Linked DNA regions of Homo sapiens: region 2 is linked to region 1. Evidence: chromatin contacts called from ENCODE Hi-C or POLR2A ChIA-PET data. All regions are on one chromosome and are shown on one strand. Each heading gives the region's core, a stretch centred on a gene start or an enhancer-like site at or near the end of the contact. The rest is flanking DNA. Distances are from core to core; before and after follow the strand shown. Region 1 has its middle 9.9 kb from the start of LINC01679. Region 2 holds the start of ITGB2 (integrin subunit beta 2).

Region 1 (3,701 bases), core at 213-2,712:
CTGAGAGCAGAGGTGCAAGCAATGTGCAGGGAGTGAGCCCCAGCCCGCCCTGCTGTGGCCTCAGCGTGAGGCCAGGCTGTCCTGTTGGCTCTGACCCAGCGGCATTGGGGGCCACGAGGCTGCCAGGGCTGTGCTGGCCTGAGGCTTCTACCTCTGTCTGTTGAAACTCCACCCTGCCCAGTACCACTCTCATCCCACATCCTCTGTGCTGGGGGCCCTTCCTGGTGCTGGGGCCCTCGTTCTATACGCAGTTTGCCCAACCAGGTGAGCAGGAGCTGCAGTCCTGGACTCCTATCCAGGATGCATCCCTGAGGACCAAGGGACCCTCACCAGCTGTGGCTGGAAGCCCCTCAGATGGGCTCCCCAACAGCCGCCCCCCAACAGCTGCCTGGCACCTGCAGCGGGTGTCACAGAGGGGACTTGGGACTGAGGGCTGCTTGCGTCATGTCGTCCTGGGCTGTCGGGAACCCCCTAGAGCTCCTCTCTGGGGAGAAAAAGGGGATCGGGCCCCTCTGTGACATGAACCGTGCAGGGCCAGCTCCGAGGGGCCTTGCCAGGAAAGGGGAGCAGAGCTGCCTTCCATCCCCCATGGAGAAAATCGAGACCATGCTGGCAGCCATCCGGCTGGTCAGGCTTGACCCCTGGGTGTCCCGCGGCTGTTGCACAAAGCACCACAGACGGGGGTCCAGACAACAGACATTCACTCTCTTGCGCTGCTGGAGGCCGGACCCCCGAGCTGAAGCCGTTGGCAGGGCTGGTTCCTTCCGGGGCTGGGGGACTGCGTCTGCCCCGGCCTCTCTCTGCGCCTCTGGGACCCTTGGCATTCCCTGGCTGGTGGAAGCGTCATCCCGGTCCCTGTCTCCCTCTTCACACGCGTTCTCCAGCACCTGTCTGTGCTCAAATCTCCCCTTCTCGGAAGGACAGTGGTCATTGGATTAGGGGCCCAGCCTACTCCAGCATGGCCTCCTTTTAACCAATTCCATCTGCAAAAAGCTATTTCCAAATGAGTCACATTCTGAGGTACTGGGGGTCAGGACTTCGACATAGAAATGGGGGAGTGGAATGGAGACAGACGTAATTCAACCCGTAACAATCCCCTCATAAGCAAAGAACTTCTCCAAACGGAAATAAAGAAGTCTCAGTGGCCCGTTACATTAAATCGGAGACTAGGCCCCAAGAGGCCCAAGCGAATGGTGCCAGGCAGTCCTCGCAAGTGATCTCACCCCAGCTTGAGTTGCAGAGGTAAGCGAAACTGAGCTATTTCTTGTAAATGCCTGCATTAAAGAGAAACAGAACTTAAGCTCCACCAATCAGAGGCAGCCAACAAACTTACATAACCAGGGACTTTCCAATGGGACGGACCCAATAAAGAAACTGCGTACATGCGGCCAATCAGATACTTTCTCTGCTTCACCTTAGGCAACTGCTGTACCTACGACCAATCAGATACTTTCTCTGGTGCATGTCAGGCAACTGCATGCCTGCAGCCAATCAGATACCTTCTCTGCCTGCTAGCAGCCAATCAGATACTTTCTCTGCTTTATGTGTGTCAACTGCATGCCTGTGGCCAATCAGATACCTTCTCTGGTGTACAACAGGCAATGGCGTACCTGCGACCAATCAGACCACTTTCTCTGCTTGACATCTGCGCATGTCCTAGGAGAGCTGCCCCTGTGTTCCCTTGGTGGAGCTCCTGATCCATTCTGGTGTGGGGCTGCCTGATTCATGAATGGTGGTTTGCTCAAGTCAACTCTTTAAAAAGTATATTATGCCTCAGTTTACCTTTTTAAAACATACCTCAACTTGAAAGGCAGGTCGAGAAGAGGAGTAGGGAGTTCTCAAGGATGTAAATATAAGGGAACACTAAACACCGGGAAGAAAGTTCGACCTCATTCGTCAACAAAAGAATGTACATCCGGACACTACAGTTTCCCTGTTGAACTAGTGAAATTGTATTAACTGATCATCCTCAGTGGAGCGTAAATGCAGGTAGACTTTTAGAGGATGTTGTCAACGTGAATCTGCAACCTGAAGACGTTCCTTCAATCCTGGGCTTCTATTTCTGATCCTCTAACATAAGGAAAGATCCCAAGCTATGGGAAAATATTGATGCAGAAAAAGATTCATCTCAGGGTAATTAAAAAATGTACAGAAGCAAATCCAATATAGCAAAAGGAGAGATTTGGGTATATCCATAGGAGAGAATGCCATACAATCATTACAAATTACATTGAAAAAGGATGCTAACGGCACTGGAGACCCCCATGGTTACAGTGTTGAGCAACAAACGTGAGCTAAGCTTATGCACACACACACCACACACACGCACACGTGGGGTTAAAATCAAACCCGGGAGTGAGTTTACGGAGGTATGACTGAGTGTCAACGCGAAGAGGCCATATCCCAGAAAGGAGATTTTTGTATTTACAAGAGGAGGGGCCTGCGACGCATCACAGGGCCAGGAAATGCCAGTTAGTTTGGGGAGGAGTAGGCACCAGCCTTTCTTGGGGTTTCCTTGGGAAAGGCAGGGCAGGCGGGTAGACTCAGGACTGGCTGGCATGAACAATTCTGTTGGACTTTGGGGCGTAGGGGCTGTCCCTGCTTGCCTGGCTCTGAGGTCATCTAGGGCAGGGAAAATGCTGGCTTGGTGTACCAGTGAGATGAAGCGGATGGTTGGGGTATAGACAGGACTGGCTGCTCTAGGCCAAGCCCTATCTTGGCTCTGAAATCAGCCAGCTCTGGGAGGGACAGTCTGCAAGAGTCTTTGAATGCCAGAGCATCAAGAATACAGAAAATAAGAAAATTATAGTGAATACAATTGGCCCTGTGACAAATGGATGCCAAAAAGACAAATACAGAATCTCAGAAAACCCAGCTAGAACACACACACACACACACACACACACACACACACACACACACACACACAGACATTATTTAACTATGTTTTTGAAATGCACAGAAACAGGCAATGCTGGAAGGAAACATTCCAAAATGTTGAAGGTGTTCTCTTTGTGTTGTGAATATATGGTGGGTTTTTCTCCTTCTGTTTCTTGTAATGTTCTTAATTTCCAAATTCTCTGTCAATGAATATGTATTATTTTGATAGTGAGGAAAAAAGGATTTAAACTATTTACCGGCTGCCTGGACAGGAGGCCTCAGCTGGGGCCTCCCTGAACCAAGCCGGCCCCGTTCTCTCACCTGCCGGGCTGGGGGACCCCGTGCCGCTGCACATCACTCGGGCACTGTGTCTCCTTCTGCTGGCATCTCGAAGAGCCGGGAGGGAGGAGCGTCGGAGAAGTGTGTGTGGTGATGCTAGTGGTGAGACAGGGCCCAGGGCATATTGGTGCCTATCAGCTATTCCATAGCTGGTGTCTTGGTCTCTGCAGAGCCTGTTCCGAGGACAGCAGGCTCAGTGTGAGGGGCCAGGTGTCCTCCACACCCCTCTCAGCTGCCACCTGAGCCCAGGCAGGGGGAACTGGCCAGGACTCAACACTGTCCTCTCCAAGGGGTGGGACCCAGGTGGCAAGCACACAGTTGGGATGGTGGGGCCTTGGGGCCTCAGCCTTCATCTGCACACCCGCCACCCCACAGATCTCCCAGACTTCCATCCCAGCGAGGGACCAGGGTCCTGATCTGCCCGGGACTTCCTTGGTTTCAGCACTAAAAGCCCCACACCCTGCTAGTCCAGGCCAAATGGG
Region 2 (3,200 bases), core at 502-3,001, 1.6 Mb before region 1:
CCAGACTGGAGTGCAGTGGTGTAAGCATGGTTCACCGTAGCCTCAACCTCTTGGGCTCAAGCAATTCTCCCACCTCAGCCTCCCAAGTAGCCTGGACCATATCGCGTGCTACCATGCCTGGCGAATTCTTAGAAAATTTTTTTGTAGAGATGAGGGTCTGGGTCTCCAAATGTTGCCTAGGCTGGTCTCGAACTCCTGGGCTCAAGTGATCCTCCCACCTCGGCCTCCCAAAGTGCTGGGATTACAAGTTTGAGCCACCATGCCCAAAATAAAGATTTGTCATATTTTTTTTCAGGTATATACATGCTATTTTTATTCTTAAGGAGACTCTTGAATTGTTAGCATATATACTTAGATATTTTCTATCAAAATGCCCACTGACAAGCATCTATATTCCTCCCCAGATAGGATGGAACGGCAATGTGCTCCCTGGCCCCTCCCAACCCAGTCCTCTAGGCGTTTTGTTTCACAGCGTTAATATTCTTACCACTATTTTTTAAATCAACAGGTTATGACATCATAATTTTTACTTATTTCTTTGCCCAACTTTGTATCATCTGCTCTTGTATTTCTCATGGATTTCTTCATGTCTATTTCTGCAAGACATCTTTAAAACAGAGTTTAGGAGCCGGGAGCCATGGCTCACGCCAGTAATCCCAGCACTTTGGAAGGCAGAGGTGGATGGATCACTTGAAGCCAGGAGTTCAAGACCAGCCTGGTCAACATAGTGAAACCCTGTCTCTACTAAGAATACAAAAATTACCCAGGCGTGGTGGTACATGTGCCTGTAATCCCAGCTACTTGGGAGGCTGAGGCAGGAGAATTGCTTGAACCCGGGAGGCAGAGGTTGCAGTGAGCTGAGATCACGCCACTGCACTCCAGCCTGGGTGACAAAAGCAAAACTCTGTCTCAAAAAAAACTGAAAACATAAAAATAAATAAATAAATAAAACAGAGTTTAGGGTAGTAATGTGTCTGAGTCCTTGCTCTGAAGATGTCTGATTTGGGTTTTTTTTCTAGGTATAATCTCTTTCCCTCCTCTTCCTCCTCCTCCTCCTCTCCCTTCTCTCTCTCTCTGAGCCTGTAGTATTTTCCCTTTCGTGTTCTGTGGTATCCTCCTAATGTCCCTAGTTAACAGGACCTCATCCATCCATCCCTGGGGTGTTCAGTGGCCTCGCAATCCACGTCCCCGCCCAGATCCGCAGCCTTCCTCCTGTGACCTGAGTGTCTCCTCCTCGCTGTCCCTGTTCTGTCCCCTCCCGCCCTCACATGCAGGTGGATGTCAATGCGTGCACGCACCCAGGTTTTCTTGCCTGTTCCCACCTCTTTATCCTCCTTGGCTGGTTCCTCCGCTCCATTCTCTGGCTCAGGAATTTGCTCCCCAGGGTTTTTCATTCCGCTCTGTAGCAGAATGTGCTACTGTTGCTTTCCAGCATCAAACTTTTCACTCCCATGGCCTCTGTGTTCTTCTTCCTAATGGGTGCCCTTTCTGCCTGGCGCTCCTGGAGGCCGGGCCCCTCTCCCAAGTGTGAATCTGATGGAAGCAGGTCCTTCTCGCCGGGACCTCATGTGAGAAATGACATGTCCCACCTGTCTCAAGGGGCCGCTCTCTGACATCAGAGCTGCTGTAGAGCGGAGAGGGGCAGGGGTGAAGGGCCACGGTGGTGCAACCCACCACTTCCTCCAAGGAGGAGCTGAGAGGAACAGGAAGTGTCAGGACTTTACGACCCGCGCCTCCAGCTGAGGTTTCTAGACGTGACCCAGGGCAGACTGGTAGCAAAGCCCCCACGCCCAGCCAGGAGCACCGCCGAGGACTCCAGCACACCGAGGGTGAGTGTGCAGAGGCCCCGCTATGTCCACGGTGATTTTTGGAGGGAAGCACTCTCCTGCCCCAGCCTGGAGTGACCCTGGTGGCCCTGCTTATAGCCCCGGCCCAGGGGTGTCTGGCAGGAAGGGGTCTCCAGACCGTCTGCTCCAGGGTCCCCTTTGAGACCCGGCAAGGGGAAGTGCCTGCCACCAAGAGCAGAGCCACATGGTGTGCTGGGAGCGCTTGCGGCTGAGGATGGGGCCGGCATGGGAGGACAAGGGGCTGTGAGGCCGGCAAGGCCAGGAAGAGGCTGGGCCCACAAGCCCCTAGGGGGACGGCTGGGGGGTCCTGGTGCTCCGGGCTGGGCAGGAGGCAGGTTCCCGGGGCCTCCTCTGTGAACCTGCTGCGCCTGCCTGTGTTAGGCCCTCCTGTCTGCATGCTGCCCCGCCTGGCTACAGCGATTCCATCTCCAGATCGACTCGCAGTGTGTGGTGTGTGATATGGTGTGGTGTGGTTCGTGGTGTGTAGTGTCGTGTGTGTAGTGTGGCATGGTGTGCATGTATGGTGCACGTGTGTGGCATAGCGTAGTGTGGTGTGTGTGTGTGCATGTATGGTGTGCGAGTGTGCGCATGTGATGTGGGGAGTCTGTTGTATGTACATGTATGGTGCACATGTGTAATGTAGTGTGGTGTGGTGTGGCACATGCTCCATGCTCCTCTGGGACCCTCGAGCTTCCCTGCCTCCTCCGTGGGGACCCCTGGGTGACGTCTTGCTGTAGGGGAGCGGGCACCGCTGTGCGATTCTGGTCGAGTTGGTTCAGCTGGTGACCCTGGCCTCCCCACAACAGGCTCCTGGAGGCCATTCCCAAGGTCCTGGTGGGAGGGGGATTGAAGCCACGCCCCTGGGTCCCAGGCCCACCTGGCCCCCTTCCCCCAACACTGCACTCTTGGGGCCAGCCCTCCCCATGCATCCTCCACCCCTGGCACCACCCCTTGCACCACCGTCCCCACACCCAATCCCCCCTCCCCTGGATCTGGGAGCTGGGATTCTGCCCTGCTGTCCCTGTCCATCCGGGGCCCCTCTCCTCTGTCAGTTCCTGGGTGGGGAGAAGGAGGGGTGGCATGGCTGCAATGGGGAAGGGGGGGGATGGCCGGAGAGCTCAGCCTGGGAGCGAGCTGTGGGGGCATAGGGGACACTCGCTGTCACTCGCCTTCCCCGTGACGGTGGCGCAACGCCTGCGGGTTTGGGGGCTGAGGCCGGATTCTGGAGGCTTCACAGAAATGAGCTGCTAGAAGCTCTGGGCTGTCTGCCGTCACCCCAGCGTTTCACCATGAGTGAAGCCCAGCTCACTGCAGAATCCATGCCCAGCTCACTGCAGAATCCCCGGGGGCCAG

Evidence for each region. Hi-C counts contacts between places; a loop is a spot of excess contacts on that map. ChIA-PET counts read pairs that join two places held with the same protein, here RNA polymerase II (POLR2A). Pooled maps may share reads with other maps.
Region 2: a pooled map shows a loop between it and region 1 (8-fold over the local background). The contact joins the promoter of ITGB2 here to the enhancer-like site in region 1. A Hi-C loop is called at or near these places in 2 of 50 pooled maps. POLR2A ChIA-PET finds 5 or more read pairs at or near these places in 2 of 52 experiments (B cell and GM12878).

Annotation. Positions count from the first base shown.
Region 1 is chr21:43,350,557-43,354,257 of GRCh38, reverse strand. No RefSeq gene overlaps it. Among named protein-coding and RNA genes, the nearest start is that of LINC01679, 9.9 kb to the left of the region's middle. RefSeq lists a silencer at 1-46 and enhancers at 457-696, 867-956, 1,097-1,396, 3,256-3,701. Within about 2 kb of position 1,462, at least 3 of the 41 ENCODE cell types and tissues checked have a DNase peak (open chromatin) inside an H3K27ac peak, as active enhancers do; they include B cell and GM12878, where a contact is called at or near this core.
Region 2 is chr21:44,919,450-44,922,649 of GRCh38, reverse strand. It overlaps ITGB2 (integrin subunit beta 2), which reads left to right and starts at 1,751. Exons shown (of 16, transcript NM_000211.5): 1 at 1,751-1,829. It overlaps ITGB2-AS1 (ITGB2 antisense RNA 1), which reads right to left and starts at 1,615. Exons shown (of 3, transcript NR_038316.1): 1 at 1,323-1,615. RefSeq lists a silencer at 3,101-3,160.